3 separate regions of the Mus musculus genome follow, and all the other regions are linked to region 2. A link is a loop called in an ENCODE intact Hi-C map of the cell type or tissue named here. Cell type or tissue: gastrocnemius. All regions are shown on one strand. Each heading gives the region's core, and the rest is flanking DNA. Links, peaks and the distances in the headings are about the cores only.

The links. A loop is a pair of places that touch in the nucleus more often than their neighbours do. Peaks named below come from ENCODE experiments on the same cell type or tissue, not always from the same donor. Only the 100,000 strongest peaks of a DNase experiment are listed, where the experiment ranks them.
Region 1: a loop joins it to region 2, with 4 times the contacts of the local background. A loop is called at or near these places in 26 of 42 quality-filtered maps.
Region 3: a loop joins it to region 2, with 6 times the contacts of the local background. A loop is called at or near these places in 15 of 42 quality-filtered maps.

The regions. Positions count from the first base shown.
Region 1 is chr5:64,197,089-64,207,478 of GRCm38, forward strand. All of the region lies in intron 2 of Tbc1d1 (TBC1 domain family, member 1), which reads left to right. Among named protein-coding and RNA genes, the nearest start is that of Tbc1d1, 42 kb to the left of the region's middle. In gastrocnemius, for the core only: no CTCF peak of the experiment used is centred there; a DNase peak (open chromatin) is centred at 5,428; H3K4me3 peaks cover 924 bases; H3K27ac peaks cover 5,595 bases.
Region 2 is chr5:64,270,158-64,280,547 of GRCm38, forward strand. Tbc1d1 (TBC1 domain family, member 1) reads left to right here. Exons shown (of 22, transcript NM_001310611.1): 7 at 933-1,024; 8 at 5,238-5,348; 9 at 7,759-7,887; 10 at 9,174-9,260. Among named protein-coding and RNA genes, the nearest start is that of Gm38634, 18 kb to the left of the region's middle. In gastrocnemius, for the core only: a CTCF peak has its summit at 5,114 (motif pointing left); a DNase peak (open chromatin) is centred at 5,111; H3K27ac peaks cover 349 bases.
Region 3 is chr5:64,131,587-64,141,976 of GRCm38, forward strand. No RefSeq gene overlaps it. Among named protein-coding and RNA genes, the nearest start is that of Gm22559, 7.5 kb to the right of the region's middle. In gastrocnemius, for the core only: a CTCF peak has its summit at 4,937 (motif pointing right); no DNase peak of the experiment used is centred there.

The sequences.
Region 1 (10,390 bases), core at 1,076-9,075, 73 kb before region 2:
GGGTTTGGACGACACTAGTGTAGGATGTTCAGAGGCTAGTCCAGGCTGCCTGTCACAGGGATAGGTCAGGACTGAGAACAAGGCTAGCCAGAGCTGTGTCCAAGAACCAGAGTGGAAACTAGAGAGAGAGAGAGAGAGAGAGAGAGAGAAAGCCAAAGGCCACAGCAGGGCGGGGCAGAGAGGGACGGGGGAAGAGGAATGTTTTCTTTGCTTGCTAACTGGTCAGGAAGTCTGTATCAAGAAAAGGGAGACGAGGGCGCAGAAGACGGGTTTCCTTTCTGTAGGACAGAACCTGGCGAGCAGAGGGCAGTCTGACCCAGGGTAACTTGCAGTTTCTGTGGGGAGGAGTTCAGGGTAAGAGGGGGTCACCTGTGCTACTTCCCCAGGGTCCTGTCACATGGACATTTCTCCCTCTCATCCTCATATAGACTCAACTGTGCCGCAGAAATAAATGAACCCCGAAGCTCAGTGGTTAGCACAAGGATCCTCTAGTTGCTGCTCCGGGGCCTGTGTGCTCTGAGTTGACGATAGCCAAGAGTCTTTGTTCTGAGGCCCCAAGCTGCCTCTCTCTTATGTTCTGTTGTGACCTCTGCTATAGTGCAGAAGAAAAGACTGGGAAAGTTCCCTTACTTCACTCTAACCCCACACTGTATTTCTTTTTTTTTTTAATTTAGTTTAATTTTTTATTTTTTGAACATTAGTGTTTTATCTGCACATATGTCTATGTGGAGGTGTTAGGTCCCCTGGAACTAGAGTTACAGACAGTTGTAAACTGCCACATGGGTGCTAGAAATTGAACCCTGGTCTCCTGGAAGAGCAGTCAATGCTCTTAACCCCCGGATCCCTCTCTCCAGCTCCCAACACTGTATTTCTTATCTAGACTTTTTGGGCAAGTTCCTTAACAGTCTCCACATTTCCACCCTTGTCTTCCCCAGGTCTAAGGCAGCCAGCTCCAGGCATGACCATCATTGCCGCAGATCTGGTGATGTGCCCTTCTGCTGCCCTCTCCACTTATGGTCTAGCATAGCTCTGCCCTTCAGAGAACAAGCCATGGAGACTTAGTAAGATTTTCTCGGCCTTCTGAGTCTCATTTTGCCAGTTGCCCTACCTCTCCCAGTTGCTTACATCTCATATCCCCTTATCCTAGGCCCACGTCATCCTCTTTCTCTAGTCTATAACATTCCATGGCCTCTCTTAGTTCTAGAGCATCCCAGATTCCCTTTGTTCCTGTGACCTAGACCGCTCAGTACCCTCCCTGTTTGGCTACCTTTAACTTAACTTGCCATTTCTAAGCTTGCATGCCACTTTCCCAGAAAGCCTCTCTTGCATAAATTTGCAAGGAAAATCATAGGCTTCAGTAGACTGTAATCTTCAAGAGAGGGATTTCCATCTTGCTCCCTGAATGACCCACACACTTAGAACTGTCCTTAACACATAACAGTTAACACATAACTTCCTTGTATGAGTGAATGAATGAATGAATGAATGAACAAATTGTATGTAAAAATTCTTTAGCTCCAAAAACCAACACTAACCAACAAAGGTAGAAAAGAGAATCATTTAGAAGAATCCTAGGGTTTTTCACAGAGTCACCATGACGTGTGCAAAGCCGGTCTGACCAAGCCATGAAGGGTCGGCATCAGGCAGGAGAAACCACAGACGTGGTTACATCACAGGGATACCCTGGCAAGGGCACCACCCTGGCTTTGCTATCAGACACCGCTGCCCTGGCACTGCAGCTGCTGGGCATTAGCTACAGCTCCATGGCCCTTCTTGTGTTTCAGCTCTCATTAACCCTGTGACTTGACATTACCCTGGGAGAGTAGCAGCCTCAGACAGGAATATCTGATGGGTGAGATGAGTTCAGGCATCCATCTGTGGCTAGAGAGCTGCTGAAAGTGAGTCCTCGCACTTATCAATGGACCGGGCAGGCCTCCACCTGTTTTAGAACAGCCATTTAAGACTGAATGACCTCACAAACTTGAACTATGGGGACTGCTTAGAATAAAGATTTCCATCAACTCAGACGGGCATAAAAATTAGGAAATGTTGAGTCCACAATTCCTAGTCCTATTCCATTCTAAAAAGAACCATTATGATACGTTGGTAACAGTTCATCCACATGTCTATTAGATGCTTCTTGGATAAGAATTATCTCTTGAGTCATACAGGGCTAGACGTAGCAGTTACGGTATGCTTGCCCTTTGTATATGAAGCGAGCGCTCTGGTGTTTTTACTTGGGAATAAAATGGCTGGTTAGAGTCTCAAGGCTTGCCCAGGTGCCGTTGTGGGGATGATTGGTAACTCAGAGGGAATCACAGATGTCCCACAAGCAGGGAGCACACTGGCTCTCAATGCTGGTGCTTCGTGTGTGTGATATTAAGAAGCCCTGGGTATTACCTGTCTGAGACTGATCAAGGTGGGACCCTGTCTATCAATTTATGGGGAAGCCAAGATAGGTTCTGATAGAAGGGAAGTATCCACTGTGCTTTATCTTTGTCAGATGTTAGTGACCCAAGAGAACAGCATCCTACACAGAAATCCTTCACAGAATAAACTATGTGAAGAGTTCTGCTAGGAAATTATCCAAATGTATTTTTTTTTCTGGGTAGTTTCTGCTTAAGTAAACTTCTAGACCTAACCTGCCATCACCTGACTGCCTGAAAAGTTAGTTCCCGGTGGCCACCTGCTCATTTTCTTTGTTGTGTTGGTGGGTGGCTGACTCTGGTGCCCTGGAGGCTGTGCTCAGCAATAAATGAATGATGGACTTAAATGAGATTAGGTCATTGCACTTGTGGTTATCAGGTGGCTGAACCTGACTCAGTAACTGAGATAGTTCCAAAAGTAGGACCTCAGATCTGTCAGTACCCACAGTGACCTCCCAAGAACTTGAGGACACCTCTGTAACCTCCTTGGCACTGTGAATCTTCACTTGGGTTTCTGCCTGTAGAAGATGCTATACATGAGTTTTTTAATGGTCCCATATGCTTTGTTCTACTAAATAACCCCTCCACAGAATTTCTACATTAAACCAAGCCTTATGTGCTGTGTGTTTATGTAGGACATATAGGAGTCCTGTAGGAAGCTGTTATGGCTAAAATCAATGTTCTATGCATATCTAAAAGGGCAGCACTTCCATTTTATATACTTCTGAAATAACAGACATTTTGTTTTGTTTTGTTCTGTTTTCTTGAGACAGGATTTCTTTGTGTATCCCTGGATGTTCTGGAACTAGCTCTGTAGACTAGGCTAGTCTTGAACTCAGAGATTGGCCTTCCTCTGCCTGTGCTGGAGTTAATGGTGTGTGCCACCACTGCCCAGCTGTGAGAGATATTCTTTCTTTCTTTCTTTCTTTCTTTCTTTCTTTCTTTCTTTCTTTCTTTCTTTCTTTCTTTCTTTCTTTCTTTCTTTCTCTCGTTCTCTCGTTCTCTCTCTCTTTCTTTCTTTCTTTCTTTCTTTCTTTCTTTCTTTCTTTCTTTCTTTCACCACACCTGAATCATATTAAATCTTTTTTATATAATCTAATGAACAGATAATGGCTAGATTTTTTTTATCTCTTTATAGAGCTTGTTTTTGCTGTTTTGAGGCTTGAACCTAGGACCTTGCACATACTAGGCAAACCATCTACCATTGAATTACACTCTCATCTATTTCTTTGCTTTTATTTTGAGATGGGTTTTCACTTCCTTGCTCAGTCTGGGATTTGCTGCTCCAGTCTCTGGGATAGTTGGCTTATACCACCAGGCCCTACTCTGGGTTAGTAATTTTAAAATAGATGAATTGAGAAAAATTTTAGTTTGGAGTCACATTCAAAATAAAAGTTAGCTGTGATTCATTTGAACACACAGATGTTTGAGTGTTGATAATACACAAAACTATTGTCTTATAGCATGTATAACTGAGATGAGAGTCAATATTTTGCTTGTACTCTGGCCATTTTAAAGAGTATACTAGTTTCAGTATCAAAGTAGACATCAATGGAAGCAATCACCTCTGGTGTTTTAATCGCAGTTACATTGTTTTTCTTACCTCTGTATCTTGATGGTTATCCAAACAGTCATAGGAGGGAAGAAAGGCTCGGAAGCTTGTATCATGTGACTATTGAAACAATGTCTTTAATTTGTCTACACAGGAAATGACTGATTTTATCCTGTCTCAGAGAGAGGCTAAGACCATGGCCAGGGTATGGAAAGGTCAGTAGGAGTCAAAGGAAAAGAATTAGAGGTGTCTGTTGCAGGAAGAGGAAGTTGAATGTAGGTGCTGAGGTCAAGCAGATAGGGTGACAGTGGTGTCTGGGGGAGCGGTAAGGTGGGCATGGAGTCCAGTCAGTGCTGACACCAGTTCTCTCTACCGGTGGACAGAAGCCATGCCCTTCGCTGGGCTTTGCAAAATTCCCAGAAAGCCGTAAGTCTTGGCTCTTTGCTATGAACGCAGAAGAAATGAAAGTCTGTGTTCACACAAGGTCTTACAGGAACTGGAAAGTCACTTAGAACCTGAAGACAACCCGGACGCTCATGAATGGTGAAGAGAATGCTCTGTGACAAATAAAATCATTATACTTTTGTGTGTGTTTATATCTGTGTATATAGTGTTTGTGTACAGTGTGTCTGTATGTATAATGTTTGTGTGTTTATATATTTGTGTGTGTTTGTGTCTATGTATGTAGTGTTTGTGTTTTTACCTGTGTGTGTTTAGTGTTTGTGTGTGTGTGTGTCTGTGTGTGTACATGTATGTTTGTATAGCTGTGTGTATAGTGTTTATGTGCATGTGGATGTATGTAGTTAGAGTGTGAATGTGTATGTAGTGTGTTTGTGTCCGTATGTGTAGTGTTTGTGTGTTTATATATTTGTGTGTGTGTGTGTCTGTCTGTCTGTCTGGTTTGGGGGTGATCCCAGGATCATTCTGCTGAGTGTGGCAGTGTAGACCTTCCCAAAAGAAGTATACAGTACATAATTCCATATAAAGATATAAAGATATAAAGCTCTAGAAAATGCCACGTCCCATCAGTGGCAAGAACAGCGCAGTGGTTGCCTAGAGAGAGGGGAGGATTACAATTTGAGGTGTAATGGAAATGTATTGGTGTCACAGGTACGTTCATATATCGAAACATGGGAAGCTTTACACAGGACATAGGTGAGCTTATTGTAAAAATGTCGAAAGTTACAAAAAAGAATAAGACTTGTTACGTGTTCAATAAATGCCAGGTCATACGCATTAATAACTAGACGCTGCTTGTTACTATCTCTGTTACAGACGAGGAAACTGAAGCTCAGAGAGGTTAAATAACATCCCTAGTACTACACAGCAGCCCAGAGGTGTGGTTAACATGTTGTTGGCTCTAGGTAGAGCATATCTGACTAGCCACCTAAACCAGCCAAGAGACCTAACAGTGCAGTGTTTCAGAACAACCTCTAGGGGGCAGTGGTAGCACCCAAGAATTTTGTGACCCTTCATGAGAACTGTTAAACATGTGAATTGGGCTTTTGATGGTGGTGGTTCATGCCTTTAATCTCAGCACTTGTGACTTGGAGGTCAGCCTGGTCTACAGAACAAATTCCAGGATAGCCAAAGCTAGACAGTGAACCTCTGTCTCAAAAAGCAAAGAAAAAGAATTTGATTTTCCTTATTCAGTTGTTAATTCCCAGGCAACAAAACTCACTCAGCTAAGAGTACACCCAGTAACTTTTGGTTATTATACATTCCCAGGGCTGTGCAACTTTTGACAATGTATTTTCGTAACATTTTAGCTTCCCTTAATGAAACCCTGTCACCCTGAAGTTCCCTCCCTTCCTTTACCCTAGTCAGGCACTCACTTTGCGGTCCGTATATGCTTGCCTCTTCTGGACACTTCATATAAAGGGAATCCTCTCCACATGGCCTCTGTGCCTAGCGGTTTTTGTTTTGTTGTGTTGTGTTTTGTTTTGTTTCTCAGGACGTTTTCAAGATTGTCCATGTAAGGCATGCAATGCTAACCTGTTAGTTTTTGGCACTGAATGATGACGTTGTGTTAACGTGGAATTTGATTGATTGATCTGATTATCAGTTAACTGTCCCTGAAGAAGTTTCTGTTTTCCCACTGTTATGAATAACACTGCTATTCTCAGCTTTTTAATTTTGCTTTGTGTGGGGATGTCAGTGCAGGTTTGGAACCCAGGGCCTTACATGTGTGAGGTACGCCTTCTACCAGCTATAGCCCCACTTTACCGTCCCCACTTTTCCAAATGCAAGTGCTGCGATTCAAGGCCCTGTGCCACCAGATTCAGCTCTCAATCAGTTTTACTTAAAAAAGTGATGGCCATTTGTGAGAGGGTCCACATTGCAGGCACAAATGCGTGCAAGCAGAAGGCTATTTACTTTGTAATTAAGAAAATGAGTGAGGACTTTGGCAATATATTTTTTCCCTTGTATAAAGTATTCAGATGGAGACCATAGGTCTCCATGATAGTGTTTCCTAATTACTAGTGTTTAGGAAGACTGTTAGCAAAATAGTAGATAATATTTGTTCTCCTGTGTGAGGCACTTGCTATAAAGCCGGTGTGTATTTTCTGGTATAATTCCTACCCTAGTGTCTGTACGAGGTGTTATTATCTTTGTTATAGACGAGGCTTCTGAGGCTTCTAAGGCCCTCAGGCATTGTAGCCAAGACTACCTGACAGCTGTTGTTGGTTTTTTTGGGGGTGTGGGGTGGGGTGGGGAGTAGGCTAGGTACAGGAGCAGTCTTTTATCTCCACAGTGTTCTCTGCTCAGCCCGGGCTTTCTGGGAGCCCCTGCCTGCTGGATACCTCAGTAGCACCAGGAATTTAACATCTCCAGATGCTTCCCAAATGTTGGGAATAAATATCCAGCTTTCCCTCTCTTCCCTTCTAAGGTTTATGTCTGAGGTTGGCAAACCCTTGCTCTTGGGGGCCTGAGAGCTTTCAACCTCCCAACCTTCCCAGTCACCATCCCAGCTGCTCAACTCTGTTATGTCACCGTGAGAACAGCCACACACTGTATGCAAAGTCTGGGACTGGCTGTATTCCAATAAAACTTTATTTATAAAAGAGTGTAATGGACGCATGTGACCAGCTGGCTGCTGCTTGCTAACCTCCCGTTTTCCACAGTTTCTCGGGAAGAACCCAGTCACTCCCAGAAGTAGCTGGTTCACCACATCTTAGTCTTGCTTCCCCGAGCCGCTGTTCACAAACCCTGACTCAGGCCTCCTGACGCCACAAGAAGACAAACTCCAGTTCCTTTCCTTGGTGCTGTTGATAGGGCACTGAACCGCAGACCCAGGACAGTGCCACCCAGAGCAGGGCTTCACAGGGACAAAGAGGGGACACAGAACTGCTGTTCTGATCCTGAACGACCCTGGCCAGGGTTTATCGTAGAACCTGCTACAGTTCTCCCTTCAGGAGGATTGTTCAAGTTCATCCGAATAAACGTGCCCGGTGCCTAATGCTGAGCTATTGTCAAAATTAGGATGGGTTTATCATGCTTTTCCGATAGCTATGGAAAAATGCCTTGAGGTTCTTTTGTGGGAAAACTTAAGATCAATGATTAAGATCAATGATTTTTTAATTTAAGACTTCATCTTATTGCGGTGGGCGTATGTCTTTGTGTGCTTATCTTTTTTTTTTTCCTTTTTGGTTTGTGGGTATGTGCATATGTATGTAGAGGATAGCCGTGGTGCCATTCCTCAGGAGTCGTCTACCTTGATTTTTTGACAGTCTCTTCCTGGTCTTGAGCTCACTGATTTGAGTAGGCTAACTGGCCAGTGAACCCCAGGAGTACATCTTCCTTCACCTCCTAGTGCTTCTTAGCATGGAGTTTCTGGGTCTCTAACTCAGATCTTCATGTGTGCGCAACAGTCGCTTTACCCAATGTGCCTCTCTCTCCCCAGCGCCAGGCCCTGATTTTTAATGGTGTGGTTTTAGCTTCCTAGACAAACTGGAAGGATGGGAGGGTCGGGAGATTGCCAGGGTTCTTCATTCACAGTGGCAAAGCCTCCTGTGGCCTGCCAGGAGCTACAATGAGAAGGTCGACATTAACATATCAAGATCAGCTAAGAGTGTGCTTTAACTCTTAGGGTTTACTCTGTGCGTATTCTGTGAGTCTGGGCATCTGTAGACTGACATGAATCCATTATTGTTTACGATTTATTGTGTAAAAGATAAATGGCTAGCCAATACTGTGTACGCTCTCCCTGCTTAGTGTCTTTATTTGAACATCTGTTATCTTTTTAAAGCAACACAAACAAGCCTTATCTTTAGGAATTATGTACTGAATTATTCATAGATGAAATAGGGTTCCAAGGAGAACCTTTCAAATAATCTCTGGCGAGACTGTGTGTGGATATGGTGGAAACAAGATTGGTCCTGAGATAACATTTGTTTAAGTTTAGCATTGGGACCTAGAGGTGCGCTATACTACTTCCCCATTTCTTTGAAAATGTCCTAAAGTGTTTTGTTTAAGACTCCCCCCCCCCCAACTTCAGAATTTATAAACAAAACTTTACTGGGATAAGAACTCCATGGTAGGTGGCAAGAAGGGAACTATCCTTACTTAGGAGCTGGGAACCAGTAGGTCCCAATTCTTTAACATATTGGGAGTGCAGGCTCTTTCATTCCTAAGTATACTCTAGACTTCCTGCAAGACCGAGGTCATGTGATCAGAGGAAGGGCATGCAAGGTCATGTGATCAGAGGAAGGTCATGCAAGGTCATGTGATCAGAGGAAGGTCATGCAAGGTCATGTGATCAGAGGAAGGGGCATGAACCTTGTGGCACTGGGCTTGAAAAGGGAAGACACTGTGACCTCAGCAAAGATGGGGAAGTAGGCTGCATCAGCAAATCTCAGAGACGATACTGGAAAGGAAGATTTTTTTCAAAACGAGGTTTTTAAGAGAGGCCAGGGTAAAGCTTTTGGGATCTGTAGACTGGTTGTAGCGTTTGTCTAGGGCAGTAGAACACCGGCATCTATGGAGAGACTTGCTCAGAGGAATAAATCACTAGGACGTTAAACTTTTGTAATACTGACCTGCAGGTCGTTTGGTAATGCACAAGGGCTTCACCAAGCCCAGCTCTCTGAGGACACAAATCTGTATGTGAATCCCTGAGAGTCCCCAGCAATAAATAAGCACTTCCTAGATTATAATTTGCTCACATAGATACAGAGGATCTTTGGAGAAAGTGGAGACACCTCCTCAGCTAGGTCACGATTCTCACAAAGCCTGCGGGACTTCGAGGTTCAGACCCATGGCCCCGAGGCTCTTTATCTTTCCTCAAGCCATTCCTTCAAATCCCATCATGATTCTCATCTGGTTGAGTTTAAAAAAAAAAAACAAAACAAAAATCTCACTATGTAACTGGGGGTTGTTAGTTTTAATTGTCAACTTGACACACTCCAGAATCACCAGGGAAGAGATCCACAAGGTATGGATTACGTTAGCCCCTGTGCCAGCCCATGAGGGATGTTCTTCCATCTATTAATTGAGGTGGAAAGACCTACACTGAATGTGGCTAGCAAAGTTCCAGAGGCTTGGCCCTGGACCAGAGAGAAAGAGGAGGAGTCAGCAGAGAAAGGGGAGGAGCCAGCGGAGCCCTGGCTTCGGAGCATTCTTTGCTCTATGCTATCTGTTCCAGAGGATACAGTGTGACTGATGGAGCTCCCAGCTCTTCCTGCTGTGGCTTCCCAGAGATGGTAGACTAGAACCTGGGACTGTGAGCTGAAATACACCTTTTGGGAATGTTGTTTTTAAACAAGGTATTTCACCCCCGCACCCGGTCAGGGAAACTAAGACAGTGACTTAAAGTCCTGTTGAGTCAAGGGGACCTCTAGCCTTCTGCAAAGTCCTGGACTTTCGAGTGAGAACCTCTGAGTCCTGGTTTCCAGTTCTCCTAGGTAGCCCTTTTCATTGCACAGATTCCGGGATGGTTATTTGCAGCGGTAATTAGAGCAGCTCACTGAACACTGTGTGCTCATCACCACCCACTGATTGACAGCTCGCTAATGGATGTGCAGGGTGTGTTGACAGCTGCAGGTGACACTTGTCCACTTGTCTACAGCCTCTTCCTGTTCCCGCTCTGACTGGGGACAGGTTTTCTATTCAGTCATAGTAATTTGATGCCTTTTTCTGAAAACCTGAATATCTGTTGGTCTGAAGGCTCGATTCTGGAATGTCCCAATGAAGTACGGAAACTCGGTGATAATGAATGGTGAGAGCCAGGTAGGAATATCTTAGAAAAGAGCAGGATGGGGTTTTTAAGTTGGGAGTGATTGTGCATTAATGAGTTTCCTTTGGTGCTGCTACATTTTAATATGAGGCATTGTTTTTTTTGTTTGTTTGTTTGTTTGTTTGTTTTTGTTTTCAAAAAAGCTTTCAGAGTGCCACATGCAATTAAGGCTTCATC
Region 2 (10,390 bases), core at 866-8,865:
AGGGCCAAGAGGTTTTTTTGGTGGCAGGAGTTTGCTCTTTGTCACCATCTTGAATAAAGGACTCTTGTTTGGCCTTATATTTCTGGTGGCCATAAATTATTTCACTATAAGCTTTGTCCAGCCCCTGAGCAGGGCTCCTTCCTCAGCATGGGGAGACTTGGGCTAGCAGAAGCTAGCAATAGGTCTTTATTCCGTGGAGGTCAGACTAACCAGTTCTCAGACTTCACATGTTCTCTGACTCTATACCTGACATCAAAAAACCACAAACTAAGCCCTGTACTGTATTCATGCAGGGATGGAATGTCTTGAGATTGTAATCGGTGCTGGGCTTTTATGTGGTCATTTTTATAGCGTTTCCTCAGAATCCTCGGTAATGGCAATGGTCTGGTCTTAAGACAATTAAACACGCGATGAGTGTCAGCCACACAAGGGCGTGTGTCTGTTGGGATGTAAGTGGAAGTCAAGGGAGAGGTAGGATTCAGTTTCAAATCAGCACCAGCTGCTTGTTATTAAGAGTGGATTCACGTTCTCTTGTAGTTAGAAGAGTTTGTCATTGTTGAAGGAAATGTTTGGGTTGCCTTCAGCATTTTAACACCAAACAGTAATTTGGAGCTGTGTGCACCTCGGGCAGAGTATACAAGGGCCGCATTTGAAGTGGCTTTATAAAACTCTGTGTCCTTGGTCTTCCTGCGTATGAGATTTGGATAATATCACACTCGTGGAGTTGTCTTGAGAATTCAGTGAAATTCAAGTTGGGTCTCGGAGTGCAGCTCCTCACACAGCAGCATTCAGTGAGTTCACAGTGATGCTATTGTCAAATCTAGTGTCCTGAAGTGGGTGGTGAGAAGGTGAAGGAAATGAGTTTGGGAGGTGGTAAATCCAACTCAGGACTCCCCCCACAGACCCCTTGTCTTTTTCTCTCTTCTCGACAGGAATGAATTCATCTAAAACCAAATTAGAACTCCAGAAGCACTTGACCACACTGACCAATCAGGAGCAGGCCACCATATTCGAGGAGGTTCAGGTACAGTAGCCGGGAAGCACAGCAGGGAGCGTGCTTGTGGAGTGTCCTGTGGGTGGTGAGGAGTCAGCGGTGCCACCACTTCCCAGGGGCATGAGCCAGTGTCCTGTTAAAACCTGGGTAGACCAGGAGGCAGGAGGCCACATGCTCTCCTTTGCTCCTGGGAGCCTCCGTCAGTCTCTTCCCATGAAGTCACAAGGCATTTGTACATGGGTTTGAGCACAACTGGCCCTTCTGTATTTTTTGTTGTCTGTTTTGAAAATGTATGTGTCATATGTTAGAGCCTTAAACTGAAACGCAAAAATCAAAACAGACTGAAACCAGCAAACACAGAAGCACACACATGAGCTGCATGCGTTAGACCTGGAAGTCTGCTTTTACCATGCTTGAAGCTGCTGCATCTGGGGAAACCAGGCCACAGTGTCAGGCCTGCCTAAGGCCTGCTTGTCAGGAGGGAGCTCAACACGGATTTCATGTCTGCCAGAACCTGGAGCCATTTTTGTGGGGTTTTGGCAAGTGCAGTAAGACAAAGAATTAATACGTCTTTGCGTGTGTGCATGTGTGTGTGTTGTGTGTGCCCACTAGTGCCTTGTCAAGTTCCACAGTTAGGGGCCAACTAAACCAGACAAGCAGGTAGCCATGCCTTTGTTCTCATCCCTGTGAGGGAGGGGATGAAAAGGCTCAGCTTTCTTTCTGTTCTCACTAAAGTTCTTCAGTTCCCTTGTTCTGTAGGCTTGGCATACATTTGTAGAAAGAATAGGAAGATTTTGTGGTGGTTGTTTTCATTTAGCAGATGGCCTTGAGGGTTGTTTTATTTGCCTGTGCTTTGCTTCTTATTCTTAATGCATTGCAACTGCAGCCAAGGCCATCAGTGTGAACCCACTTAGGCCACGGTGCTACCAGGTCACTCGAGAGCATCTTCCTGGCAGGCAGGCAGGCAGGCAGGGAAGATGCACCTCCCTTCCCTAATGGTTTTCACTTTGATGTAGACAGCACCACGTAGCTTTCCCTGAGCAGAGGGGCGGTGCCTTAGGAAGGCAGTTCCCAAAACCCTCCTGCACTGCAAACAGGCTGTTTGATGTCCTCCTGCAGTAGCAAGGAGTCTAATGGACATGACCCCTCTCGTCTGTGAGCAGAGACATGGGAAAACAGCACATAATAAAAGTGTACTTGAAAAGCAGAGCTATTGTGATGCTATTGCAGAGTGCAAGTTAGTGCTCTCCGCAGCTCTAGATTCTGATGGCTCTGAAGAGCAGAAGCAGTCATGTTGTTCACTGGCTGAGAAAACCCAGCTCATCCTTTACCTTCCACCGATGCAGACGTAGGCTTTTTTGAGAGATACATATTTGATCTTCCATGATGGCATGTTGATGGTCTTCCTGAATGGCTTTCATGGTTTTTCTAGTCTTGGTCACTTATCAGTGACTGTCCCTACTAACGTATTTGAAAATTCACATAGGTCAAAAAGGTCATATAAAAATGTGATGTAATCTTTCCTGGAGGGCAATTTATTTCTGAAAAGCTCTCCCAAAGGTCAATTATTATAAAGCCAATGTAATTACCATTAACAATGATGCATACTGTGTCGTTAGTAATGATGCGTATCATACTAAGTGTTTTTTTAGGAGAAAGCTTTAATAACTAGGCAAATGTGCTGGAGATGATGGTGGCTGACCTTGAACCCTCAGAGTACTCAATAGCGGACGGGCTCTGGGGTGTTAGCCTGTCCTCACCTGAAAGACCTCAGGACACCACACAACTACCATTTTATTTACAAGGTGCTTGACAGAATATTTCAAACATGAGCAGGGGTCACCTGTGGCAGGGACATCCAGGGTCCTGCTCTCTTCTCCTGCTGTCCTAATCGTCTTTGTTTTGTTTGTTTGTTTGTTTTTTTGTTTTGTTTTGTTTTTTTTTTTTTGAGGCAGGGTTTCTCTGTGTAGCCCTGGCTGTCCTGGAACTCACTCTGTAGATCAGGCTGGCCTCAAACTCAGAAATCCGCCTGCCTCTGCCTCCTGAGTGCTGGGTTTAAAGGCGTGCGCCACCAACGCCCGGCTTGTCCTAATCTTTTTAAGTGCCCCAGATTGTACTAGCCATCTTCAGCAGAAATATCTGCCTTCAAGCTGACATTGCAACAGTGATAGTAAAAACAATGGCTCCAAGTCTTTAGTTAAATCCTTAGCGTGGTATTCAAGCAAAGCGCAGCTTACCTGGCATTCTCACAGCAAAGCAAGGCCTACCTGGTGTCCTTGCAGCGTCTTATCCCTTCTTAAGCTTTCTCAGTGTTTGCATCCTCACTATCAGTGTCAGAGGTTTCTCTGTTGCTTTTATGGTACTCTAGAGGACCCTTGGGGAAACAAGGTTGAGAAACTAACTTTCAGTACTTTTCCCAAGCAGCTTGGCTGTTTTGATTGTTTAAATGGACATATAACACATTTATAGAAAAGCACACAAGTGGATGCTGTATGCACCATTTCGGTCAGCACTGAGGGTGAGCATGGAGCCTTTTCTCTGCTGCTGAATGCACCTGTCACTGTCCTAGATATCACTGCCCCTGGTAACTGCCATACCAGCTTCTGGCACCTCTGACTGTGAACAAATTATTGACCACAAAGTGATGCTACTCAACTTGATTCATAATCATTTTTGTGATTGTCACTCTGATTAATGGATGTGAATAAAAACTGAAAGAAGTAGTGGTTTAGCCACTGTAGAGAATGGTGAACCACAGGAGAGATTTTAGGGTGGCGACACATCCCTGATCTTCTTGAATGCAGTGGGAGGGTAGCGTCGCCATACTTCAAAAAGATTCTGAGGAAGTATTTATTTCTTGACTCTGTGACACCACAGATAATGCATTTCTGCTGCGCTGCAGCCATTGCCTGGGGTGGTTAATGAGTTCGTTGGGGGTCTCCTGGCTCCTGCAGTACTTCCCCATGCCTGCTTGTTACTTCATTTTTCTGTCAGTTTGAAGTTTTGACCCCCTCTCTCTGGATCTCTGTTGTTGGTATGTGTGTGCACGAGCACTCAGAGTTGCACTGCATAGTTCCCGTGATCAGACTGAGGTCAGATGGTTGGCAGTGAGTGCCTTTATCCGCTGAGGCATCTTATCAACCTTTAAAACTTGCAATTCCAAATGACCTTTTCCGGAAGGCTGGATTATCAGAATTCTGGATTAAGCTTTCCTTATCGTTAATGCTTGTGACTCTAAGGATAACGCCAATGTCCCTTCGTTAGCTGGGAAGAAATTAGCCAGTGGTGGCACTGACACAGACTCTGCTGCGTGTGTAGCTGATCCGTCCGCTCGTCATTCCTGACCTGTTCAAGGGCAGGCCACAGTCTGGAGTTAGAGAAGAACAAGGCGGATGGCCAGGAACTCTGTGTCTCTCTGGGGTGATTTGGGCAATTGGTTTTATTTTCATTCACAGAAAGGAATGTGTTGAATTAGATGACTTCTGAAAATACCCTGTGGCTGATAATTCAAATGCAAAGATTTGGAAGGTGGAGGGGAGAGCCCACAGTATTTTGTGAACCACTATGGCTAGGTGGGATGAGTGGTAACTAAAACCTGCATGTTCTCATTTGTTAAGCAGTGTGCCTTGCCACTGCTGGCAAATTAAACGTCCTTGTGAATTTAAAAAAGGAGAGCTAAAGGACCAGAGAGAGGGTAGAAAGGGAGGGACAGAGACAGAGGAGGAGGGGAGAGGAGGGCGTGGGAGGACGACTGAGAACTTGGCATACACGTGTTCATCAAAGTGTCTGCTTCACAGGGACACACGGGCCACATGACGGGAGCACTCACCCCGTAACAGCTTGACCCTGGATCCAATTGACGAGTTCCTTTCTAGATCCCCAGTCTTAAGAGCTTATAAATGTGTAACCATTATGACTTGACTCTGGGTGTTTACATAGATTTTGTTTTATCTCTTTTTAAAAGCTGTTTATTTATTAACTATTTTGACCCCCACTATTTGACGTTAAAATTTTTATCTTGGGTAAAAGGACATCGAAGATGACTCCTAAATACGGCCCAGTTAGCTCTGCCCTCCGTTCGGTTAAACAGTTGCCTGCACTCTTAGGGTGACTGGTGCCCCCTAGTGAGGTCATGGAAGAAAAGCACTCGTTCCTGGGTGGAGGTTGTTAGCACACTGCAGTTTTGTCGACAATAAGAAAAGAAATGTAATGTTTATGTTTCTGATCTTTTTCCCCCCAAAAGAAATTGAGACCAAGAAACGAGCAGCGAGAGAATGAATTAATTATTTCTTTTCTGAGGTGCTTATATGAAGAGAAGCAAAAAGAGCACAGCCACACTGGGGAGCCAAAGCAGGTGAGCGCCCTCTGACCCGGGGGGCCCCTTATGGGGCTGCTTACTTAGACACAGAAGCTAGAGAGCCTCCTCCTCCCCATAGGCTTCCTTTTCATTGTTGCACAGCTGGAGAAAATGAGGGACGGTTGGTTGTGTTTAAAGATGGCGAGAGACATTTCGGAGCCACAGCACGTGGGAGAAGCTGGTCTTTGTTGCTTTTGCCCTTTGAATTGAGATTACATTATCTCACAGAAGACATAGAGTCTTGGAGTAGTTAAGACATGTTTTAAATGTGTCCTAGCAGTAGGAATTAGGCCACAGTCAGAGAGCGGTCTGTATCCATCATTTGGCAGAAGTGTAAGAACGCTGCAGGTGTCCTGAAAAGGCATTCTCTTGTGCCCCAGTGCCATGGCTATGACCTGGAAGCATCTCAGGAGAGAAACTTGAGGATGCCTGCTGTCGCTGTGGTGCTTAGACCCTGTGACCCAGCAGTGTTGTCCCCATTATTTCCCTTGCAAAACCTTTTATGTGAGTGCTTCAGGAGCTATGTACAAGAGAGTTCACTGCAGCCTCCATCCTAAAAGTCGGAAAATGGAGTAAATAATACTTAGTAGCAGGGCCAGGAATAGGTTTGTTATACAATGCACTTAGACTGTACTCTGGCTGAAGGGAGTCAGCCAGAAGCATTTTTGAGCATGAATAAATATTTAAAACAATATTGGGAGAAGAAAGATAATTGCAGAAAGACTTGTGTGGTGTGGTATGACAGTGTGTGTGTGTGTGTGTGTGTGTGTGTTATTTAAATCGAGATTTCACATATGAGAGAAAAAGTGACATTTGTTCTTCTAAGTCTGGCTTATTTCAGTTACCATGTTTATCTCTAGTTCCATCCATTTCCTTCAGATGGCATAATTTTGTTCGTTTATGTGGCCGAATGAAACTCTGTTGTATGCCTGCACCACATTTGCTTTATTCATTCATTTATTGATGGGCATCTAAGCTGATTCTGTTCCTTGCTAATTTGACTAGCACTGCAGTAAACATGGATGTGAAGGTGGCTCTGTGTATGCTGGCTTAGAATCCTGTGAGTACACAGCCAAGAGTGGCCTGCCTGGGTCACGTGGTAGTTCTCTTTCTAGAGTTTTGACGAATCTTCATGCTGACTTTGATAGTGGCCACACTAATAGTGGCATCTATTCCTTAGGTGGTTATGTACATGTGAGGCAGCATATGTTTTATGAATAGATGTAAATTAAAATACAAAATATGAATTAATATAAGCACCAAATTCAAGAGAGTGCTTGCCATGGTGGGTGGTACTGGTGGTCGGGAGATTCCAGTAAAGAGTAACAGTTTCCCCTAGGGGCAGAAGCCAGAACGTAGGTAGCAGCCATGATAAGTGACAGACGTGAGTAGACACTCTGTTCTGTGTTGGAATGACTATTCATTCATTTAAAGGTCATGGCATATCTGGGAAGACAGTTCCGTCTACAGGTGGGGGACCGAGGGGCATCAGGGAGTGCACTGGCTGTGCCACACAGCTGAGGACCTGACAGTTCCAGAGCACCCTGCTCCTCTCACCCCTCAGTGTCTGGGGGTGCTAACTTGGCCAGACTTAAGTATGGCAGAGGTATTTGTGTTAGTCTCTATACGTTCTGTGTGCTTGCCTACTGCAGAGAGTGTGCTGGTGTTTAGAGCAATGGAGAATCTGCTTGTCTTTCCTTTCTAGCAGACAGAGCCGTCAGTGAAGGTCCGTGTGAGCAGGTGTGCTCAGATTGGGGCGTAACTTCTTGGAAACATACTTCCTTGCTAACAGGAGCATCACGTATTCAGTGCCTGTGGGGTTCCACTGTGCTCTGGCTCAGTGTTAGCATAGCTGAGAAAAAGCAGACTGCTTTCATAGGAGAAAGACCGGAAGGGGGAGAGGATAAAGGAGAGGAATTATAAAAAGATATGGGAAGGATGGATTCAGTTGATAAATTTAATTTTTAACTTAGTCTCTCAAATGCCCCCCTAGGTAAGATACTGCTTTATTTTAAAAGGTTGTCAAAGTAGGTTTTGTCCCAGATCCTATGTTCGGTGCTTGCCATATCCCCACCTGTTGTAGTCTCGTAGCACAGTGATCTGATTGGACTATGGTACTCCCAGTTTACTAGGGAAGAAATCTAGGCTCAGTTAGAAAACAAGGCCACAGTTAGGACATCGCAGGTTTCTGATTCAGTAGCCTGAGCGAGCTGGCTGATTAGGTCTGAGCACATTTTCTCATTTTATCTGGGGGAGTAGAATGTGCACGAAACTTGCAGGCGTGTTGCTAAGGAGCACATGGGGCCCAAGGCTTTCAAGAGGATGGGGCCCCACAGGCCATTCCCTCCTGTGCACCAAAGGGTAGAAATTTTAATGGACTTAACTTTTCCTTGTTTTTCTTTTCTAGACACTACAGGTGGCAGCAGAGAATATTGGGAGTGACCTGCCACCCAGTGCTAGCCGGTTCAGGTTAGATTCGCTGAAGAACAGAGCAAAGAGGTCCTTAACAGAGTCCCTAGAGAGCATTCTGTCCCGGGTAAGTGGCACCCTTTCTTCTCACTGAGGTTGAATCATTTCTAAAGCAGAGTCAACTATATTTTATGTTTCATCAGACTTAAAGCAATTATTATCTAGATGTTATTTATTTTTATTATCTAGATGGATTTATTTATTGAAGTAGTGTCACGCTATTTAGCATACCCTGACTTCACACTCCCAATCTGAGTGCCTAGGGCTCCCAAGTGCTGGGAACTTACACTCCTCTTTTTGGTCTATCCCATGGGATTTCCTGCTCCCAAGAGTGTTATTATTTATACAGTTCCTATAAAGGACATGGATTATGCATGCCAGATGTAGGTCCTATTTCCCTGGTGTCCCTAAGGACAACTTGAAAAACTATCCTGTCAGCTCCTTTCGTTGGGTATTTGGAACTCCCTGGAAGCAGATTCATGAAATATTTGACCCATGGGCCAAATCCTATGAACCTCTTTGTTTTCGTAAATTAATTAATTTACACAGTGTCATTCATTCAGTTACCTGTTATCTAAGGCTACGTTTGTACAAAATTGAATACTTGTCACAGAGGCCACATGACTTACAGATGGTAAGATGTTTATTAGACACTTGCTTTCAAGACCAAAAAATGTGCCAATGTAGGGCTCTCTAAGAAGATCCAAGTACCCTGAGTGTCACCTGGAGTTCCTTAGGAAAGCTTCCTCCTACCCTATGAGTGTGAACAGCCTTATGTTGCTTCTAACAAATCAAAACTTGATTTTATGTTAAGGAATCACATCTCTGGAGCTTACCCTATTTTGTCATAGCTCTTCCAGATGTTAGAGCATGTTCCCTCTGAAACATAAACTTTAGTCAGTTAAAGATGACTTCATGAAATGCTATTGCTGAGATTTTTTTCTAAATCCTTTGAGATAATTCAAAGCAATCCAATTATAAACCAAGACTGAAAGGGCTTGCCTTTGAGAGTTCCCAGAGGGATGCAGGTTGATTGAGTGACATCCAGGTGGCCAGTTATGATCGCCCATGACTCAGGAAGGAGCTATTGAGTGTGCTTTGGGGATCATGATAGATGTATTAGGCCACCTTGCTGTCTGTTGTCCCCAGCAAATGACTGATCCATGGGGCTCTGTGGATCATCTAGGTTGGTATGATTCTTAAAATGATGACAGAAATGTGATGGTTAGTGCAGGGTTGTGCTGAGCTGTGCTTGTCAGTGAGTTTATTTTCCGGGCTTATTTAACAAGGCCAGGCTGCTTCCAGATGCTGATGACTTTGGGGCTGTGGCTCAACTGCCTTTTCTCTTCGTAGGGTAATAAAGCCAGAGGCCTGCAGGACCATTCCGCCAGTGTGGATCTGGACAGCTCCACTTCTAGTACTCTAAGTAACACCAGCAAAGTAAGCATGTTTCTTTCAGTGGTCCCCTGAAGATGCAGCCAACAGGCCTGCCCATCTTGACTCTACACAGCTATCAGGACAAAAAAGCCCATGCCCCTCTAGTCATAAAACACTTAGTGCTTCCAGACTTCTCTACAAGTAGAGGGCAAGCTGTGTGAAAAGTTTTAAATAAAAAGGCCAATAACTATTGCTATAAACAGAGAATCAAGATCATATTTTTAGACAGATGAGACCTGATCTGTAACAACCATGGGCTTCTTATCCAAAGTAGAGTTTGTAATAATAAAAGATTGAGACAGCTTCAAAGGTGGGGAGGGGGTTGTGAATTCAGGGAATTGTGCAGCAGAAATTCCTGAGACTGTGGCCTGTAGCTGATCCCATGACCGTGAGAAAACATGATTGTTTTGTTTGAATAAGCAGCCAAGCCTTGCCCCGTGGTCTGCCGCAGGACACAGGTATGATGCATTGCCCGACCGCCTTCTGTGGTGACACACCTACTTGTCCCCTTGCTTTCTATCTTGTTCCAGGGTCATTTACACGTGACGGGACCTGGTTTATTTAACCCTATGACTGCCAGTCAGGAGGCAGCCTTCCTCCATATTGTCAGCATGCTCTGATGTAAGAACAAGGAAGCTTATGAGCCCCAGCCCCTCACCAAAGCTCTGTCCTAGACTTGAAGTTTTCAAAGGCTTCAGATCCTCGCCAACAATAAGAAAGACATTTAACATTTGACATAGTTTGCAAATACACATAGCCCTCCCACACAAAATGAAAATGAGTTAAAATGAAAGCACTCTCTGGATAATGGGCTGCATACACTGTTATTTCTGCTCATTTATTTTTAAGATGCTCCTGGCAAGCCACTAAATTGATATTACTACCTACTGGGGTGTGTAGTGTGTGGTTTGAGACTCATTCCTTTAGATGAGCATGACTCAGACTTTAAGCTGCCTCTGTGCTTCACTTGTTCTGGCTGGGATCTCAATGCTGACACCGCTCGGCAGCAAGACCGTGTCGCTGCTCCTGCTGCTTTTGTAGCTGGCGTTGTGCCGGAAGACCTGGAAGTCAGTCTTCTCCATGTAGCGTTCTAAGTTAAGGCACAGCAGGCCACATCATCATCCAGCCTTCAC
Region 3 (10,390 bases), core at 784-8,783, 140 kb before region 2:
GGTCTATGTCAAAATTCAAACTGCTCTCTTACAAGACCTTTTTCTTGTTAGGTCTCAGAAACCAGGGGCAACTGGCTGGCTGACATGCCTATTAACATATCAGATGTGGTGCTGGCCAGCTCGCCCATCCTTATGCACCTCAATCCTACCTTAAACCCCTCCCTCTCAGGGGCTGGGCGTCTGCTTCTCACCCCCAGGCTTATCACTATAGAACTCAGCCTTTTCGGCTACCTGGGCCATCTCTCTTGCACTCCCTCCCCCTCTCTCCTCTCATGGTCCACTTGCGTCTGCAGGCCATGTTCAGCCTGGACGCTTCCCTCTGCTTTCTCCTTATATCTGCAATAAGTCTTCATGCTCTAGGAGCAGTGGGGTCCTCCTCCTTTTATTTCACTTATTCTATTTAATGGTCTGAGATAGGAGACAAGTATATCACACCCCAAATGGCAGCCTTGTGCTCACACCCTACGGAGCCTGAGCATGGGCCCATTAATTTACGTTTTTATGGTCTCTAAAATAATAGAGATCTCCTTTGTGAGATCCAGCTGTGCCGATCATCTGTTTCCTTTATGAGATGGACCCCTCTGCCTTTTGGACTCAGAAAAGTACAGCTCTCCCTTTCCTGTTCCCTGTCCCGTTCATTTGAACGCCAACCAGACCCTGAGCATGCTTTGTCTGATACTCTGGGCTTCCTTACTCTTTCTCTAAAGGCCCCCCCTCCCTACTGCATAGCTGCAAACTACCTAGAGGTCACCTGGGACCTCGAAGCTGGTAACTCAGACAACCATGGCTTTCCCCTTTCTGCATTCCATTCTCTTCTCCTGAGCAGCTTCTGCGTTACAGCTTGCCTGCTTTGGGGAGGTTTCTCTTAAATTCTGATAATTGTCCTGCAGCTTCCATTTGAAAAACAAATCAGCAAGAAAGAGCCATTCAAGTGCCTCTCACTTATTTATCTCATTGATGTCTCCCAATCGTGACGCTATTAAGGCAAAGAATTGCTATTTCGTTGAGGGTAGAAATTGAGGTCATTTTAAAAGATGTGTTAAGGGACAGGACTAATACATGCAACCCACTCTGAAGAGCTTTTGAATAGATAGCATATAAATTACCATGTCCACACCCTAAAAGACAGTGTCCTCAGCGGCTCCTGTTTGTCCCTGCTTTGTCACTTGAGCCGTGTTTGAATCCTGCAGGGTCTGGGCAGTTTTCAGGATACCAATAAATACAATCAGCTTTGATCTCCCATGTAGTCTAGCAAGAGAAATTCACAGACACACAGGTGATGTCCACACTGGGCTGTGTGGTGCAGTAGAGAGGCATCTGAACTGTGCATGCAATTTTGTGAGACCCCATTTTGAACATGGCTCTATCAGAACTGTCATGCTCAAATATGTAGCATACCTAAAACAAAATGACTCTGGGAAACTATTTCTGTGTATTTTTTTCCTCTGTCCTTTCTTTGTTCTATTCTTTCTTTAAAAATGTTTTACACAGTCTTATTTTATATATGTGAATGCTTGCCTGTATGTATGTATGTGCATCATGTGTGCACAGTGCCTGTAGAAACCAGAAAAGGGTATCATGTTCCCTGAAAATGGAGTTCCAGGTGGTTATGAGCCTTGATGTAGGTGCTGGGGACCAAGCCTGGATCCTCTGCAAAATCAGCAAGTGTTCATAACTGGTGAGGCATCTCTGCGCCTCTGTGTTCCAGTCTTAGTACCAGAATAGGCAGTAGTTCAACCGTTAACGGAAAGACATTAGGCCTAGGGATGTAGTTCTGTGGGTAAAGTGCTTAGCTAGCATGCACAAGGCCCTAGTTTCAATTCCCAAACACTCCATGGCAGATAAATTAGTCAGTGTTCTCTAAAGGAACAGAACTAACAGACGGCTCTAGTTCCAGTGATACATCCATGTATGAACTTGCCAATGAGAATGAGAGCAAGCAGGCAGAGAGCAAGAGCATCCTTCTTCCTCGTCCTTTATATAGGCTGCCACAAGATTTAGAATGAGTCTTCCTACTTCACATAATCTGTATTGAAGGTGGATCTTCCCACTGTAAATGATCCAGTTAATTAAAACTCCCTCAAGAGTGTCCCCAACTGCTTGGGTTTTTAGTTGATTCCCAGATGTACTCAAGTTGACAGCCAAAAATACCAGTCACTGCATGTGAGAACCAAAGTTCGAAATAGCATCATATCTACAGATTTCTCCACAGAAGCAATGCATGCATGATGGGTGCCTATATCAGTCAGTAGATTAAAAAACAAAAACAAATGAACAAACCAGTTGGCATGAGAAACTCCAACGCCATGGTCAAGAGCATGGAGAATAGGAGCAGAGAATGTGAAAGGCTCCCGCCTGCTCCTTTGCTGGTTCCTTGATGAAATTTGAGGAGCACACTGTAGGTGACCTCTCAGGTGAAGCCACTTTAGCATCTGGCCAAATCCTGCTGCAGGATGGAGTTGGGAACCCAGCCCTGGAGCCAGCTGTAGGTCTTACTGGCTGTTGAAACCATTTCAACATAGCATTGTGCAATTTCCAAAGGGAAGTTAGGCTTGAAAGTAACAGAGATGAACAAGCCCAATTATTCTTTAATGCACTGTGCCGTACTCTGTCTACCCTCACTGGGGAAAAACAAAACAATGAAGAACAAAAATCCTTAGATGGCATGATTGAAGTATAGAGCCGTTTCCGATATGGGTTCCCAGGTTTAATGTTACAGCAGGTCAAATGTGGCCACAAGCTGAGGTTGGCCTGTGACTTAAGGTTCCAATGGCTTCCGATATTTCCCTTTCAGACCCTTCACTGCTCTCTGTTCTCAGCAAGTCTCTGGATGCTCCTGGCTATCCATGTTCTAGGGTACTAAATTCCCTTCCAAGTCCTGATATTGGCATCAGTACATTCTTACTTGGACTTTCCCACTAGATGTCCTTAATGGAAGCAAGTGTATCCTGGCCACAATTGTTTCCTCCATGACTGTTTCCCCGCTTCTCTTCCCCTTCCCTCTTATTCTGTGCCTACACCCCTGACGAGAACTGTCAATGCTTTGAGTGTCTTGGTTCTACCTGTCTTTTCTTCCCATCACACTTCACATACTTACTTAGCACCCACCCTTGGTAATAGTGATACCTCAGTTCCTGGACAGTCTTGTGACCTCATTTTACCATACAAGATTTCTGAAGCAAATCCCAGTCCTGTCATTGGACTTCTAAATACTTAAGAGACAAGGACTTGTATACACATACATACACACACACACACACACACACACACAGAGTCACACCTAAAAACGCTGATACTTTTGATATCAACAAAATGACCCAGTCAGCATAAGACTTTCCAGTTTGTCTTATTTGTCTCATTTATGCGTTACTGGATCAGGTTTCAGGCCCTGACCACTCATCGCACTTGATTAATCAGCCAATATAGAAATTATTTATCCTTTTTAGAATTTTTTTTCCTTGTTATTTGTTGTCTCGGACTACCAGGTTTGATCATAGTGCTACCCACTGTTTGGATTCCATTGTTTGCTTGCTTGCTTGCTTTTGGTGTGTTTTGCTTGTTCTTCTGGGCTGTGTCTTTCCTGGTAGCCAGTACTATCCTTTAAGAAGCATGCTGACCCAGATTTGACTTTCTGGTATCAATGGGGTGAGGGGGCAGAGGCTAAGAGAGGTTTATACTTACAATGCTTGGGCCGATGAGATGGCTCAGTCTGTAAAGGTAGAAGGAGAGACCTGACTCTACTATGTTGTCCTCTGACCTCTGCATAAGTGCCACAGCTTGTGTACCCATGTAACTCATGCAAACACATTAATAATAAATAAAAAAAAGTTTAAAAAGATGGCTAGGTAGATGGCAACAGAATTCAGTTAAAAAGAAAAGATGAGGGGCACGGCAGATAGCTCAGTGGATCCAAACATGAGGGTCCAAACATGAGGACCTAAGTTCAGATCCTTGGCACTCACATACAGACCCTGTGTGTCTGCAATCCCAGTGTCGCTGGGCAGAAACAGAGGGATCAGGGAGCTCTCAATGGTCAGCCAGTCTAGACAAGTAAGGTAGAGAGTGATTGAGGAAGACAGCTGATATCAACTATGGTAGTTTGAATGGTGGGTGGTTGGCCCCCATAGACTCATGTGTTTGAATGCTTGGCCCACAGGGAATAGAACTATTAGGAGGTGTGCCCTGTTTGAGTAGGTGTGGCCTTGTTGGAGGAAGTGTATCGATGTAGGAATGGGCTTTGAGGTCTCCTATGCCTAAGCTCCACCCAGTATAGAATCAGAGCCTCCTCCTGCTTACCTTTGAATCAAGATGTAGAGCTCTCTGCTACCCCAGCACCATGTCTGCCTGCAGGCTGCCATGATTCCCACCATGGTGATAATGGACTAAATCTCTGAAAGTATAAGCCACCCCCAATTAAATGTTTGCCTTTATTAAGAGTTGCCTTTGTCATGATGTCTTTTCACAGCAATGGAAACCCTAACTAAGAGAGCAACATCTGGTTTCTATGGACACACATGTACTTACACATACACATACACATACACATACATGCATGCAAATCACACAAACACACACAGAAAGAGACAGAGAGGGGAATGAGTCAACATGTCCAATGCCACGTGCCACACAATGGATACAATAGACAGACTTACACTGCAGGTAAGTTGAGCAAAGGAAGCTTCCTGTAGAGGGGTAGAGATAGCCAATGGACTGTCTCATACAGCCTTAGTAATTCACATCACCCTGATGGAGGGCTCCGTGCATTGAGTGACCTCCGTTGGGTTTCAGTTCTTCAAAGACGGTGATTTGTCACAGTCCTATGGTGTTTTGCTTTGTTTTGTATTTTTAAGATTTGCCCACTTTTAACTTATGTCCATGGGTGTTTTGCCTGCTTGTATATCCATGCACCACACCAGTGCATTGCCTGTGGAGGCCAGAAGAGGGCACTGGGCTCTTCCTGGAACTGGAGATACAGAGGGATGTCAGCTGGAGATCAACCCCAAGTGCCTAAGGCATCTCTCTGGCCTCCACGGCCTCCTGCATGTTTAGTGATTTCCTTTTAGCTTGATTACATAGGAATTCTAGGACAAACCTGGATGTTTTCCTTGTGATGATCAGCAGAGGAAAAGTGTGAACGAGGTGGAAGAGCCCAACAGAAAGCTTTGGTGAAGGCTTGGCTTGAGTGGTGACGTCACAGAAAGGTGAGTCCTTCCTTGGGAGGGTTTGTTCTCTGAAGTGTAACACAGGATTGTAACCACAGTTTTTGTTGGTAAGGCACCAAGAGGTTTAAGTAAAGATAGGTTTGTTCACTTTTGTACGTGTGTGTGTGTGTGTGTGTGTGTGTGTGTGTGTGTGATAGATGCATGTATGGGCACACATATATTGAGTGTCCTGACCTTGTAGATGAAGCTGACTTGCTAAACTCATGGACAACGTTTACATTTTATTTGGGGACAACCTTGGTTGTCCCCGTGATGAAAACTATTGAATATGACACTATTGAAATATCATGCACTTGCTCGCAAACGGGAGCACACTATACAATTCAGCCTGAAGCAGCTTTCACATCTCATTGCTAAGAGATCTATTCCAATTGTTTCCAATCTTTACCAATATAAATCAGTGAATGATGTGTGAAAGTCAGCTTTCCCTTTCCATTTTCACTGGAGACGAACTAAAATGGTAATATGATAAGTAATCTCAGTTGTCCACTTGATGAGCTCTAGTGTAACGGTGAATTAGTTAAACCACTTGGGCTCCAGGCTGGCCACACACGTGCATCTGCCCAAGAGCTCTCACAGTCAAAAATGAAAGACACATACACACACACACACACACACACACACACACACACACACACCAGTTACTTTTGATATGCCACCAGTTAATTTTGATATGCCTTGACTAGCTCAATGGTTGGGCACTTCTAAACCTCCCCACAGCTAGCACACATTTCCCACTGGTATTATTGGCTTAACACCTTCTAAATCTACATTTTATCTTTGATGCCCTGTTACCTTGTGCAGCTCCACCCCCATAGGGCCACATACCCTTTTTACCTACATTGCTAGATGGTTCTCTCCTGCAGCTTTTAAATCTGATCCCTCTCCCTCTGAGTCCTGGCCATTCTCTATCTCTCCCACTCTCCCTTGGTCCCCCGCCCCGTCTCCCTGTCCAGCCATTGGCTGTACTGCAATTCTTTATTATCAATCAAAGTCGGCTAGGGGCAGGGACCCTCAATCCAAAATAAGACAAAGTATTAGGACAAATTTGCAAGACTCTACAATCATCTAGAAAGGCTGGAACATTGACTCAGAGATTAGGAGCACTGGCTGGTCTTTCAGAGGACCCAGGTTTGGTTCCTAGTACCCTCATGGCAGCTCACAACTGGGGTGCTACACCCAGAGCGTCTGGATTTCACTTGCAATTCCACTACTAATGTGTGATGTGCGACACAGTTCTAGACATCTCAAAATGTCAGTGACTTGCTCTGTAATAGAAATGGGATAAAATTTGCTTTTGAAAATCATCCCTAAGGATATTTTTCAATTGCTTTGCCCATAAAGGATACTAGTCAGTACTTAAGGAGAAATTTGATTTGTCTGTGGAAATACATTACCTCTCATAGACCTCACATTAAGCTTTCTGGATAGCATATGGATATGCCCATTATTACTATTCTTGAACATATAGAAGTTTTCCTGAGATATTTATGTTCTTCCAGGACCTCCAGGAGCAATAGAAGAAAGGAAGTAGTAATTCCAGTGTAGCCTTGTAGTGGGAACGGTCTCACATCGCAACAAAAATTGTTGAAAAATTTTCAAAGTCTTCTGCAGCAAACTAGAGAAAAATATTTGTAACCTTATCACAGGCAAAGGCTTCTCATCCTAATGTAAAATAATACCATATATATATGTATATATATATATATATATACATATATATATATATATATATACACACACACACACACATATATGTGTGTGTGTGTGTGTGTGTGCGTGTGTAAAAATGATTTTTAAAAATCAATATGGGGATGGAGAGATGTCTCAGTGGTTAAGAGTACTGACTGCCCTTCTGACCTCTATGCACACTACACCAGGCATGGACATGGTACACGGACATACATGCAGGAAACATAACCATATATATAAAGTAAATAAACACAAAAATTAAATTGATAATGCAATAGAAAGAGAAGGAATTATAGTTCACAGAAGAGAAAATAAAAATGCTTTTAATATGTCTATATATTAATTAGGCCACTTAAGGGAGGAGGGATTTATTCTGCCTCACAGAGGGCATGGTCCACCATGATGTGGAGGACTTGGCACCTGGGGTGACACAAGCTTGGTGACAGCAACTTGTGACTGTGGCTTGTTCACATGCTGGCAGATCAGCAAAGAAAGCTGGGCCAGAATCGGGCCCTGAGCAATCACCTTTCAGGCCTGTTTCTAGCAGTGCCCCCTCAGACCATATGTCCCTAAACAATGCTATCACCTCAGAAATGGGTATTCAAACTCGTGAACCTGCAGGAACATGCCATATCCAATATATAGATCACTTATAGATAGATGCTCAAGAGAACTTCTTTTACCCATCTTAGTTTCCTGCACTATTTTAATTGCACACTAAAGTTCAACTATTTTAGTAGTTGTTGTTGTTAGGTCTTTTGTCTCTGTGTGTTTGTGCAAGATTGTGTATATGCATGTGTGTGTGAGCATGTAGAAGCCAGCGGACAATCATAACTGTTGATCTTCAAGTATCATCCACCATCCATCTTGTTTTTGTCTTTTTTTTTTTTGGCAACATTTTTTCTGTAACTCTGGCTGTCCTGTATATAGCTCTATAGACCACCAAACTGGCCTCGAACTCACAGAAACCCTCCTGCCTCCACCTTTTGAGCACCCAGATAAAAGGTGTGTGCCACCACCACTGCCCATCTTGGTTTTTTGTTTTGTCTCTTTCTTTTTCTCTTTTTCATCTACCTTAGTTTTCGACAAGTGTTTTAGTTTGGGTTTTACTGCTATGAATAGACACCATGACCAAGGTAACTCTTATAAGGACAACATTTAATTGGGGCTGGCTTACAGGTTCAGAGTGTCAGTCCCTTATCAAGGTAGGAGCATGGCAGTGTCCAGGCAGGCATGGTGCAGGAGGAGCTGAGAGTTCTACATCTTCATCTGAAGGCCACTAGAAAGGTCTCTCAAAGCCTACCCCCTTGGTGACACACTTTTTTCCAACAAGGCCACACATCCTCCTAGTGCCACTCTTTGGGCCAAGCATATACAAACCATCACAACAAGAGTTTCTTATTGGTCTGGAGCTTGTCAGGTGGCCTCGGGATCTGCCTGTTTCTCCCTACACAACTTCTGCTGAGGTTACAAGCATGGGACATTTTTTTATGTCGGTTTTGTAGAATTCTTTTCAGGTCTTTATGTTTGCAAGGCAGATACTCTACCAATTGGGTTATCACCCCCAGCTCTCTTTAAATCTTAGTATCTATTCTTGCATAATCAATGCAAAGTTATTATCTCTATCCTCCACCTAAACAAGGCTTGTATTGTTTTAATGTTTATCTTATGCAATATATTCAAAAGACTCACAGCTCAAAGGATACAGAAGGCATACAGCGAAATAGCTTTATCCTTGTACATAGTCCATGCATTAATAGAGCTATGTTCATCAGCTTCAAGGGCACACAGCAATCATTGGATGAATTCCTTTGTCTTGATTTGTTTTGTACAAATGGTAGAAGTCTTTACCCATTGTTCTCCACTGTGCTGTTTTACTATGCAATTGTGAAATCATGTTTCATGTCCCGACTTATTCCCTGAGAAGAAGTCATTGAGCAATCCCTGTTCACTGTTACAAACACACTAACATTCTGCAGTTGTTAATGGTGAGAAATCTGCCTCCAACCAAAAAAAGTTTTCTTTGCATCATAGCTCAAATCAATTCCCTTACTGAGGCCGAGGTTACTTCTCATTTGTGCTCTGTCAAATGGCAGCAGTGCAGACAGTAACCTTGCCCTGGATCTTTGCATGTCTCTGTGCGTCCCTGCACGATAATCTACTTCATTTTTAAAGTGCCACAATGTCTTGATTTTTGGAAGTGAATGTGTCTAGTCCCTGTCACGGGTTCTCCATTGCACACTTGCTGAAGCATGTAGTTTAGAGGCTGTTTTCATCTTGCTCTGAAAATGTCTGTAGTCGCCTGCATTCATTAATCCTACTTCGTTAGGAAGGAGCGTTGCGTGGATGTTGATTTCCCCTGGTACTGTGGCATTGCTATTTAATTGTGTTCAGAACTATTTGTATCTGACCAAAACTAAGATGCTAACCCCTTTATAGATTCTTCCTTTTGAGTGCTGTTTTCGAGTTTGTGTCTGTGTGTGTATGTGCGTGTATGCACACATGCACCTTGAGATATGTATGTGCTAAGGAGCACAGGCTCACAGCCTTCTGATACATCCGTGAAGATGGGGGAACATTCCTGGCGTGCCGCGTTCTTCCACCCAGTCAGAACCCTCCCTTATTTGCCAGAAGCAACGACTGTTTTGGAAAAGCAGTTTTACCTATTTCTGAACTCATACAAGTGAGGCTGGGTCACATGTGGGGCAGTGGACCGTGCTACCCGACAGAAAAACTGGTAAGGTTAAGTGAGCTCAGACCCTGTAAATCTCAGAGTTGAGTTCTCTATACTAATGAGATATCTAGGTAGGTCCTGTGTATTCAGTCTATGAGCGTCTCTTCCTGGGCATTCCTTCCTGCAAAAGATATTTAATCCCTTGGTTCATCCTGCGTACAGTGTATGCATTCACACCCGCCATCAAATAAAACCATTTGAAGAAGCAAGGACTGAATCACCCAAGGAGGTGGGAGGTGGGGGTGGGGGTGGGGAGACGAGGGGCTCCTGAAGAAGTCTTCTAGCCCCTCCATACTCTTGTCACTCACTTGGAATCGAACCGGGTTCTGCCCTGTCTCAGACTTGACTTTCCCCTTCCTGCCTGGTGCACGCATGCCCTGAAGGGAAGTGTGGACCAGAGACCCCCATTTGGGACTCGCAGATACTCCCAGCAGCACTTCGGTACACAGGAGACTGGGAACCACAGCAATCGTCCCGGATTCCACGGTTTCCCACTCCCAGAAAACACAAACTGAGGGCCCCCATGATGGACCTCATTCTGTCTCCCCTGAGCGGCTTGCTGGCTGCACTTCAGGCACCCCAGCAGCAAGGCAGGTCGCAGCCCTGCAGGCATGTACTCATGTGGGACTGTTTCTGGCCTGCTCTACTATTAGTATTTTGCAGTTTCATTGTGCCCATGTTAAATGATGGTCTGCATTTCTTCATCTCAGGCTATTTTCTCAGATTTCCTCAGCACTGTCTT